3 separate regions of the Homo sapiens genome follow, and regions 1 and 3 are each linked to region 2. A link is a contact called in ENCODE Hi-C or POLR2A ChIA-PET data. All regions are on one chromosome and are shown on one strand. The core of a region is the stretch at or near the end of the contact, and the rest is flanking DNA. Distances in the headings are between cores, read along the strand shown. Region 1 holds the start of EXPH5 (exophilin 5). Region 2 holds the start of FDX1 (ferredoxin 1). Region 3 holds the start of DIXDC1 (DIX domain containing 1).

Region 1 (3,257 bases), core at 637-3,136, 1.8 Mb after region 2:
CATGTGTAGATTTGTGCTTTCTACATAAAAAGAGGAAGATTTTACCCCTGTGGAGACTACATGCTCTGCCAAAACAGATCACTTAACAATCCATGAACATGCTCCAGTGTTTTCTAGCTTCCAAGCTTTTGTTCAGTCTGGCCATTAAAGAGGTTGAGGGAATATGAGAAGATTCCTAGACTGTACTTCTGCTATTCAGCACGCTGATCCCCTTGCCTAGAATAGACTCACACATCTCCTCCCACCACCCCCTATTTCTTCCTCTTGAAATCTGACTCTTCATGCAGCAACCTAAATACCGTATCCTCTCTCCATCCACTCAGTTGGCACTAACTTTTCTGTGTGCTCATGGAATTTTCTTTATTCCTCTATTATGTTCTTTTTTACATAGTCATCTTTCTATTTGTGTATCTCTCCCACTGGATTACAAACTTTCTAAAGACAAGGACTGTGTTGTTCACAGTGTGTGATGCCTTCATGTAATAGGCACCAGGATACGTTGGTTGAAATCAGTTCACTGATATACTGGAAACAGTGTAAAATCCCACCAGTGACCATATTGAAAAGTCCCATGTGTATGCTGAATAAATGAACACACTAGAAAAACTGGACACCATATACAAGACATACTCCCAAAACAGGATCATTAATACAGACACTATTTATAAAGGAGTTCTGTATTGTGTACACCATGGGTGAACAAAATTGGTTCCTGGTTCACACAAATAACAGACACCCACAGAAAGTTATCTGAATGGCTAGCTGCCTAGGCATGTTTTAAATAATGATGATCAAATGGGGTAGCCCAGAGAACAAAACACAAGTGGCAATTTTTGATATCATGTTCTTGTACAGATACAAAATTTTAATTGGGTTTATGTGCCATGAAAAGAAATGATATATGTAGAAGTACATTTTATATGTTAGTAATCATCACCACCATCTTCAAAATGACCAAATTAAGGCTATGGGGCAGGAAAGTCAATCTGACAGAGTTATTTTTGGGTAGGAAGTGAAGCCAAGATAAAAACATGTTTTCTGTAAAAGCCTTGATAATTAAAAAAAAAGTATATATGTGAATATCTTTATAAGTTTCTATTATTCTTCATTGCATTGTGGAACAATTGACTTTCTAGGAAAGCTATTTCTGTGGCTTCATAGGATTACCATTTGCTTTCACCAGAGGATTAGGTATTTTTAAATGGCATGTGTATTACTTCTCTGAGTTTATTAAGATGATAATAAAATCTTACAGAAAACTTCTAACAGGTGTTTTCTACAGTCCTTTGCTTCTGGGCTGTCTTCTCCTAAAATACCATAAACGGTTTTGTTTGTTTGTTTGTTTGTTTCTAAAGTCTAAGAATGACTTTTGTGGGACAGTGGAGGTGGGGGTGTCTGTGGGATGAGAGGCTTGGCAAATAATTCGTTTCCAAGGATACACTAATTTCCGCCCTTCAGCCAGGTTCATCCACAGTCAGTAGTGTAATTGAGTTTAGTTCTTCCTGGTCTTTCAGATAAGTAACCCTTTTGCCAGTTACAAACCCTACTTGCAATTCTATTTTCTATGGGCTCTTAATTATTGAAAGGGAGGATTAGTCATGAATCTCCTTTTTCACTCCTTTACTAATCAAGCTCAAGTTCTGCGAGCAAACAGCAACAGCAAAAGCAAATACTTTGGCGCCAACACTTAGCCTTGCCTCACTTAAGAGGCAGAATTATGTAGGCTTGTTTGCTTAACAACTCAGATAGGGGGCGGGGAGGGTGACCGGAGGGGACGAGGGAGGGGACGAGGGACGGGACGAGACGAGGGAGGGGACGAGGGAGGGGACAAGGGAGGGCCCGCCCCCTTGGAACGGGATTGGTTCCCTCTCTCCCTTTAGCCGTTCACTTTGCATCTCGGTTGGACAGGTTGAGAGAAACATGTCATTAAGGTATTGTCAATATGAGCCCTTCAGGTGTGGGCGTTCCCTAGGTTTGTGGTTTTAGACTTTCAAAGGGGCGGACTTATTATTGGCTGTGGGATCAAGTTCGTGAAACTGGTCTTGTACAGGTTGAAAAATGCCTTCCTAACAGGAGGCGCCAAGGAGCTTAAGTGTAACTCACACACAGTAAAGAAAATGACGAAAGTTCCTCCGGCGTTTGATTTCAGTTTCTTAAATGACGAAGAGGCCAGGAAGATCCTTCAGGTGCTGGAAAGGAATGAGGAGTTACAGAGGGCCGAGAAGGACAGGATCAGGTACAGAGCAAATTCATTTCTTTTGTCCTGGGCCTGGGTCCCGCAGGGGCCGGGGATCCGCGGGGAAGGCGCTGAGCTCGCGCGGGGCACCTGCCCGGGGGTGCTCCGAGCGGCTGCTGCGGAGGCTGCGGGTCGGGAAGAGAAAACTGCGCGGAGTTGCTCCCTGAAGGACTTTGGGATGCTTAGTTGGTACCCTCTCCACCCACCACATACCAGACGGGCTCGGCTGCGGGTCTGGGGTCGGGCAGGGTGGGGGGGTCCGTGCGCTGCGGGGGCCGCGCAGTGACGCTGTGCTGTGCCGGGTGTCTGCTGGGCCATCGCGGGGCGTGGGCCGTTTCAGGCAATGAAATGCGGCGGGGGCGCGATCTGGAGAGGAATCCTGGCTGCTGCTCACTCCGCGGCCCGCGCGCACCCACGTGCTCGCACGGGTCCGACAGAGCTTCCACCCTCGCCTAACGCAGTTTTCCCTCGGCACCAGAGGCGAATCTCCCCACCCAATGCGGGCAGTCAGCGAAGCACGGGAGAGCCGGCACCTCACGGGAGGCGAAAGGTCCCCACCCCAAGGGTAGGAGCTCGAGGAATTTGTCAAATAGAGGCTTATGTGGGCGAATGGGACTTGGACACACGGGGTTGGCTGGAATGGGTGGGTCTTCTTGTGCGTGGTGCTGTGGGGAGCGAGTTTCTGAGAAATTTCATCCTTGACCTTACTATACACTGTTGTAGGTGAGGGATTAGTTACTAAAGAATGAAATCCAGAGACACAGATAATTACCCAGGATGTACATTAACCAGTTTTTCTGCTGGGGAAGTGTGGGATAAGTGCTGGAATGAATTAAAGGGACTCTCTCGCCAATATTGGAATATATCCATCTAAGTCCTTCTCTAGATAACTGTGGAAGGGAATTCAGGACATCACTCTCAGACCACACTGTGTGCCATTGATTGGAATTTAGCAAGTCATTTTGTTTTATGATCAACTGCTTGCTAATGCGAGTTCCAGGTTCCCAATTCTTTCTAGAAT
Region 2 (3,543 bases), core at 475-2,974:
TCAATATCTGTCCCAATTGATTCAGTTGTCCAAAACTCATCCATTGTATAACAGAAAGCAAGGTACCCACACTGGTCAAAGACAGGGGGGGAAGTGCAGAGGAAACAGGAACAAATAAATCTGGCTTGCCTTCTCCCTGATTTCCCCCAAAGTTCACACAACAAAAATGTATGGAGCACCCACTAGATAACGGGATTAGTGGGGAAAAGATGACTGAAAGTCTTAGACCCTGCTCTCAGAGACCTCAAAAAGAAACTAGACAAAGCAGCGTACAAATCCAACACACTCTCCCTCTAGTTCTCGATTCCTGCTACCCTACATCATGCGGTCAAAGAGCTGTCGAGAGATCTGCATTATATAAATCGCCACCATGTTGGTAAAAATTATGTGTAAATTGTATCTCTAGTATATCTAAGGAGTGTCTTTGAAAAACAAATATGCCCAAGAACCTAAAACTTCAACACATTTGGGATAAATTGTCACATTTCTTTCAATATTTAATACAAAACTCTCTTAACATTGTGAACCTAAGAAGCTGCTGCTGCTGCTGCTGCTGCTGCTGCTGCTGCTACCAAGTGGCATCTACTGAGCCCTCATTACGTGCTAGGCACAAGACTACCTGTATCGCTGTATTAACTCATTGATTCTTCAATTAACCATAGGAGGTCTACACTGTTATTATATCCAACTTGCAAATGGAGAAACTGGGTTCCTAAGGACTGACCAAGTTAGGCACGTCAGACAATCAGTGCCAAAGCCAAGTTTCAAGTCCCGGCAGATTACTTCAACGCAGGGGCTTTCAACACTTGAGCAACTAGCAAAGGGCCTACAGGGCAGCAGAGGGTATGGGCTGGGTGTATTCTACCTGGACACCCCCTGACAAAGACCTGGGACCTGGGTGTCCTCTCAAAGCAGGGCAAGGCCCTGAAAAAAACAGCTGGCAGGTGTGTCAGGCCAGGACAGCAGGAGGGAAGCCTGTCGCGAAGGTCACTGCCAGTTTCGGGCAGAGCAAAGGTCAGATCCCAGACAAATCACACGGAGAACAAGCAGCAGCAAAGTCCCGGCTTTCCTCAGGGCACGGGAAGCGCTGGGAAAGGGAGCTGGGCGTCCAGGGTCCCCGATTCCCGCCGGGAGTGGGTGATGCGGAAAGGAACTCTGCGGTGCGACGGAAGGGAGGCAGCGACGCCACCGAGCAGCGAGACGGAGCCGCGAGAGCACCCCAGAAGAGGGGGGCGAGAGGCAGGCCTCCGGGGTGTGGGCCCGGCGCGCAGAAGGCACTGGAACCAGAGACTCGGCCCAGAGAGCCAGGCGCCACCCACCGGGGACCCCGGCCCGCGCCGGCGATCGCGCCCGCACGGCGCCCTACCTGCTCCGGGCCCGCGCCGACACGCTCAGCGACCGGCTCGCCTCCGCGCTCCCGCCCGGCCCCCGGTTCCTCAGCAGGCCGCTGGATCCAGCGCGGGACCCAGCGTGGTGCAGCCACCGGCCGGCCGGGCCGCCGAGGACAGCAGAAGCGGCGCGCAGCAGCCGGGCGCCCCCAGCGGCAGCCATCGCCCGCGGTCGGGAACTGCCGGAAGCGACGCAGGCCGCGCTTTGAGGCCGCGAGAGACTCCAAAGAGGCGGGGGCGGCAGCTGCGGCGCAGACGCCCGAGGGCCGCGGCGAGGGGCGCGGGGCTGGAGTGGCGGAGAGACCCTGCTGGAAGCACCGCGCCGAGGTTCCGCGTGCCTTCCGGGTGACCTATAAAGACATTGGCAAGCAGAGCGCGGCCCCGCCCCGCCTCTCACGCCCACGCCGCCCGGTCCCATGGGGCGGGGCCAGCGCAGGGGGCCTTTACCAACCCTCCAGGTTCCGTTGTAAGCTGGATGCTTTTTTAGCGGCTGAAGTTGCCGTGCAGAAACAAAATATTTTGAAAGATAGCTGGACGTCTAGCGGAAATCGGTTAGCTAGACCACTGTGTTCTGTTCCGCATACCCCCATCCCCTAGCCGTTAAAAAAAAAACTGGGAAATTGTGTCATCTTGGAGTCAAGTTAGAGCAAAGTGAATTCTGCCCACTGTAAAACAAAAACAGTGGGAAATTTTGGAAAATCTCAGAATGCTATTATACAAAGAAATAATTATGACTATAAAATTGTAAATGAAATTAATGAATAGGCTTGGGGCTCCTGCAGAGGACAGGTAGCCATCCTAGACCTTGACTGGCAAGTAAATGCTGGCTGAGTACATGAAACCCACGAGACTGAACCGGAAACTTTGTGATGAGCTGAGATCTCTAAAAGACTTTCACAAAAAACAGAAAAGATGAACTTTAAAATACACCTTATCATGGTTCATATGTTGTGGGAAATGCATGGGCTTTAAGGTCAGAAATAGCAATGTTCAGATCCAAGATCTACTGCTTTAGAGATCTGAGACCTTGGAAAAATTATTCTCATGGAGGATCAGAGTTTCCATAACTCTCAAACACAGATAAGATGTTCCAGCCTTCAGGGCCATTCTGATGTTAATCTAATACGCAATGCACACCGTGCGTCACAAACCAGGAAGGCTACCGCTTCCTGGGCCTTCCTCCATCAGGGTACTCATAAAGAGGCTAAAGGCCAAAGTCAAGGGGATATTGCAGATATGCTAAACACAATCAGATACTTTTTTTTTCTTTTTTTGACATGGGGTCTCTCTATTCTGCCCAGGCTGTAGTGCAGTGGCGAAATCTCGGCTCACTGCAACCTCCGCCTCCCAGGTTCAAGTGATTCTCCTGCCTCAGCCTCCCGAGTAGCTAGGACTACAGGCGTGTGCCACCACACGCCACTAATTTTTGAAGATTCAGAACAAGAAAGTGTAAGCATGAGTAAAGTATCTGCGGACAATGTATGGTGCTTTCTGGAACCCAATGGCAGAGAGAAGGCAGTGGCTCCTAATTGCCTCAAATCGTTGGATGAAGAGAAAGTCTTTCAAGCTGCGAAGGGCACAGCAAACCCTGACAAGTAATCTTGAAGAGGAGGTTGTAAAAGAACAGCTAACTTTTGTTTTTAGTAAGACCAAACTTCCAAGGTCGGATGAATTAGTTGTAGGAAGAGAATTGAAAAGAAAAAAAATCGTAGATGTTCTGTCTTCTCTCAGCCCTCCTGTAGCAAATACAGTTTCAACTCCCTTAAGGCACTTGATAGCTTTCTGCTTTGTAGGGTAGTTATTCGTACACATAGAGTAGTTATTTATATAGTTCATCTTAGTGACTCCGACAGCACCAGCTACAGGGTCTTGAACATATCAAGGGTCTAATAAATATTGGTGAATAAATTGATGTTATGAAATTTCCATTAATAATCATCAGAATTCATTAAGCATGTATATGAAGATTAAAGATAGAAAAAATGTTCTCCAGGTTTTCTAAGGTGGATGAGAAGTAATGCCAAAAATTGCAAATATCAGTAGTCAGCAGAATTCCAGAATGGATTTGTAAACATGATCATGAATACAGATAAAGCAACATGGAATTACTGAGGACGTGCTTTTGCTTATCTGTTTGCTTATGTATTTCTTTGTC
Region 3 (3,476 bases), core at 866-3,365, 1.5 Mb before region 2:
CTGCATTATTCTAGGGATCAATTAATTAAAAAGTTATGCATCTGTTGTTTTTATGAAGATTCCATTACCACCACAAAAAGACCACTCTCCCATTCCCCTTTTCCCTTATGCCCTTATGTTTTTCAAGAATTGGAGGTCAGGGGATATTTATGGAAGCACCAAAGCATGAAACACACGGCCAAGCCTCTTAGTTTAGGTGGCTCTTCAGTCGAAAGGTTTCGAAGTGAAAATGAGCAGAAAACTAAGATTAGGACCAGCTCTGTGCTGGTTTCCTCCTCTTAAACAGACAGTGGGACCATCAAGAGCTGAGTTTTGTTGTTGTTGTTAAGTTGGGGCAGGAGGTATAAGACAACTAAAAGAGCTTCTGCCACAGTTGGTGAATGAGTCAGACTTACGCAGCTAAAGACCAGGGGCAGCCCAAAGGCAGAGAGTGAGAAAAGAGGAACCAGAATATTGGAATCACTCAGAGGTAGGCTTCCCGGCTCTTCTGTGTTTCAACTCTTAGACTACAGCTCTTTGTTAACAATCCCCTTACGTGTGTTCAGACAGGAAGGATGCAAAGATGAGGTGCCCTGCAGTGCAGACAGGATGCAAGCTCCGCCCTTCAGTGAAGGTTGTGACACCCCTTGGCCAAAGGAAAATTCCAACTCGGTTAGGTTGGGACAGCATTTCTGCAGTTTTCCTCTGTGTTAGGAACAACGCTAGGGCACGGGGGCCAGACCAGGGGAGGGTTCTGTGGCAGGTCAGGCTGCAGAGCTTCTTAATTAGAAACAGGAATTAAGGAAGGAGTCTGTAGTGCAGCTGGAGAAATAAAATCTTATACACGAATTCATGAGAATGGTTATTTCTGGAGAAAAGGCTGGAATGGGTGGGGGGAGCCAAAGGCACTTCAGTCTTGCCTATCAAATGCTCATATTTAAGAAGACAATGTATTCATATGTTGAGTAAAAACTGATTTTAAAAATCTTAAATTTCAGAGAGTCACAGAGAGAAGAAAGAGAGAGATGGAAGGAAAAGGAGCGAGAGAGAAATGAAGAAAGACACAACTAACAGCCTAGGTTTCCCTGGATGCTGGGCTAAGACAACCCGCAAGAGTAGGGCTTAGCTGCAGTCGAAGACGTATGGAGCAAATCTTGAGGGGGAAGCATCCCAAACCAGAATTTCCTGGGTCACAAGAAAAGCAAATGCAATAAACAGAATTGTAAGAGAAACAAGTGGGGAGGAAATGACCCCTTGTCGGCCCTAGCCCATCTTGCCTGTCAGAGTGAGGCCCCAGTTCCTCTGCTCTCACATGGACCGGTGCACGCGCTGGCTCCCTGGACCCAGGACCCAGGTCCCCTCTCGCTCAGTAGCTCCTCTCAGACAACCATGTCCTTGATTGCAGAGAAATCTACTGCCCCGCACTCAGAAAGAGATTCAGACATGAAGAGGGCACTTCACATGGACCATCTACAGTCCCCTGCCCTCTCAAACTTTCTACCAATGCAGTACCACTCCACCCTCCCTTGGCTCCGCTGGTTAGCTCCTGATATAGATGAGCACTTTTGCCAAATATCCAGGGATTCCCTGAGGATTTCCTTGGAGAGAGAAGCTCTAGGGAGGATGGAGACCCCCTCTTCTGGAAGGAGGTGATTTCTGAATTTGTGGTCCTGTCCTCTTGGGCTCAGGTAAGCTACCAGGGAAGGTCATGGCCCAGCTTAGCTGTGGGCAGGCAGCCCTTCTGATTTCTCCTGGTTCACCCATCTGCACCGTAAGTACCACCTTAGCCCCTTTGGGGTTCTGGGGGCGATTTGCTCTGGGGTCCCCAAAGGATGGAGGAGGAGGAGGACCCCTTCCGGAGACTGGGCGGGAGACGCTGGGGGAGGGGAGCTGAGGAGTGGGAGGAGCAGGACAGTTACCTCATTGAAGCCCTCCTGCAGGACGTCCAGTAAGTTCCCTCGGGTCAGGCAGGCTAGCATTGTTCCTGCTGGGGGCTCCCCGGGCGGGGTCTCCAGCCCGGCGGCCGCCGCCGCCTCCTCCTCCTCCCTCTGCACACAAAGGCTCTCGGCTCAGCTCATTGGGATCCCTCCGGAGTCCCGCATGCCACTTACTGGAAACCTAGACTGGAGCCAAACTAGCGGCTTGCACTGGGCATGCTCGCACGGGGGCCTCCGCTGGAGGGGCCCGGCGCGGTCGCGGTTCCTATGGAAACAACTGGGCGCGCACTAGGTTGAGCGGCGCTGCCGGGCTGCCCCCAGCCCCGCTTTCCTGCGGGAAAGCCGCACGGCCAGGCGGGCTGGCGAGGGCGCGCGCTGCACGCCCGCACGCACGCGCACACCCCCCCCCCGCCCGGGCCGCAGCACGGGCGTGTGTGCGTGCGCTACACACACACACACTCACACGGCTTTTAGGCAAACGTGCTGCTGTATGTGCGCGCTGTGTGCATACACACACACACACACATACACACATACACACATACACACACACACGTTGACAAACAGGCGGCCCGGCTGGCGTATGCATGCGCTTGCAGCCGCGCGCGCGCACACACACACCAGGCTTGCAGGCGGGTGTGCCCGTGGGGAGGGTGCGCAACACACACACACACACACACACACACACACACACACTGCTAACTTAAGGCCACAAACGGCCCACCAGAAGGTGGGTGGGAAAGGGAGTGAATCATAGGATTTTCCCCCAGACTAACCGAAAACAGCAACCTTTTTCCACATGGGCCCTGGACAGTGAGGTCAAGCTAAAGAAGAGGAAGCAGAAGGGAAAGAAATAAGAAAGAGAAAGAGCAGAGGAAGAAAGGGGGAAAAGAGGATAAAAAGAACTTTAGTTATTGATGGTATCAGAACACATTCAATAGAACAGTGCTAAACATCACGCAGGATCGCAACAGAAACATCAAGGATGACCAAGCCTTTTCCAAAATTTTCCTATTTCATTCTTTATAAAATAACTGCTAAAATATACAACCCATATTTTAATGTGTTTTAAAATAAATGGGCTTTAATTAAAATAAAGACTGCAAAAATGTCCTGGTGCATTTGAAAGAGGTAAAAAGCTTCCTCAAGTGAAACAGAAAGCTATTCTAGGCTGTTTCTAGCTATTCAAGTCATAGCCTTGATTATTTATTTTTAGGAATACTAGTCATTTGCAACTCAGTGCAAACTCTTGTTTCTATAGGAAAACTCGAAGCTGAAAAAACATTCATTTTACATTCCACCTCGTGATCCCAGATGGAGAGGAAGGGTTTACAGAGCATTAGGGCTCAGAGAAGGTCAGGGCCTTGTCCAAGGACGCAGCCAATCAGTGACAGGCAGCTCAAGGATCTAGGAGTCTACACTTATGATTTTCTGGAAGACCCAGATTCCTCCTCAAATCCTGATTAGTACCTTAGCCAGAAAAGTCAGTAATGGCTCTTATTCAACCTAATGACCTCTTCAGGTCCTTAGAGAAAAAGAAAATCCACCAAGAGCAGCCAG

What was found. Hi-C counts contacts between places; a loop is a spot of excess contacts on that map. ChIA-PET counts read pairs that join two places held with the same protein, here RNA polymerase II (POLR2A). Pooled maps may share reads with other maps.
Region 1: a map of naive thymus-derived CD4-positive, alpha-beta T cell shows a loop between it and region 2 (20-fold over the local background). The contact joins the promoter of EXPH5 here to the promoter of FDX1 in region 2. A Hi-C loop is called at or near these places in 1 of 168 maps with a recorded cell type or tissue (naive thymus-derived CD4-positive, alpha-beta T cell), 1 of 37 single-sample maps with no recorded cell type and 5 of 50 pooled maps.
Region 3: a map of naive thymus-derived CD4-positive, alpha-beta T cell shows a loop between it and region 2 (6-fold over the local background). The contact joins the promoter of DIXDC1 here to the promoter of FDX1 in region 2. A Hi-C loop is called at or near these places in 3 of 168 maps with a recorded cell type or tissue (CD8-positive, alpha-beta T cell and naive thymus-derived CD4-positive, alpha-beta T cell) and 7 of 50 pooled maps. POLR2A ChIA-PET finds 5 or more read pairs at or near these places in 2 of 52 experiments (both activated CD4-positive, alpha-beta T cell).

What each region holds. Positions count from the first base shown.
Region 1 is chr11:108,592,397-108,595,653 of GRCh38, reverse strand. EXPH5 (exophilin 5) reads left to right here and starts at 1,886. Exons shown (of 6, transcript NM_015065.3): 1 at 1,886-2,236. The coding sequence starts at 2,118. RefSeq lists silencers at 1,700-1,999, 2,020-2,069, 2,350-2,409.
Region 2 is chr11:110,428,129-110,431,671 of GRCh38, reverse strand. It overlaps FDX1 (ferredoxin 1), which reads right to left and starts at 1,724. Exons shown (of 4, transcript NM_004109.5): 1 at 1,367-1,724. The coding sequence starts at 1,551. RefSeq lists an enhancer at 911-1,190 and a silencer at 1,261-1,910.
Region 3 is chr11:111,935,982-111,939,457 of GRCh38, reverse strand. DIXDC1 (DIX domain containing 1) reads right to left here and starts at 2,115. Exons shown (of 20, transcript NM_001037954.4): 1 at 1,899-2,115. The coding sequence starts at 1,958. RefSeq lists a silencer at 2,239-2,338.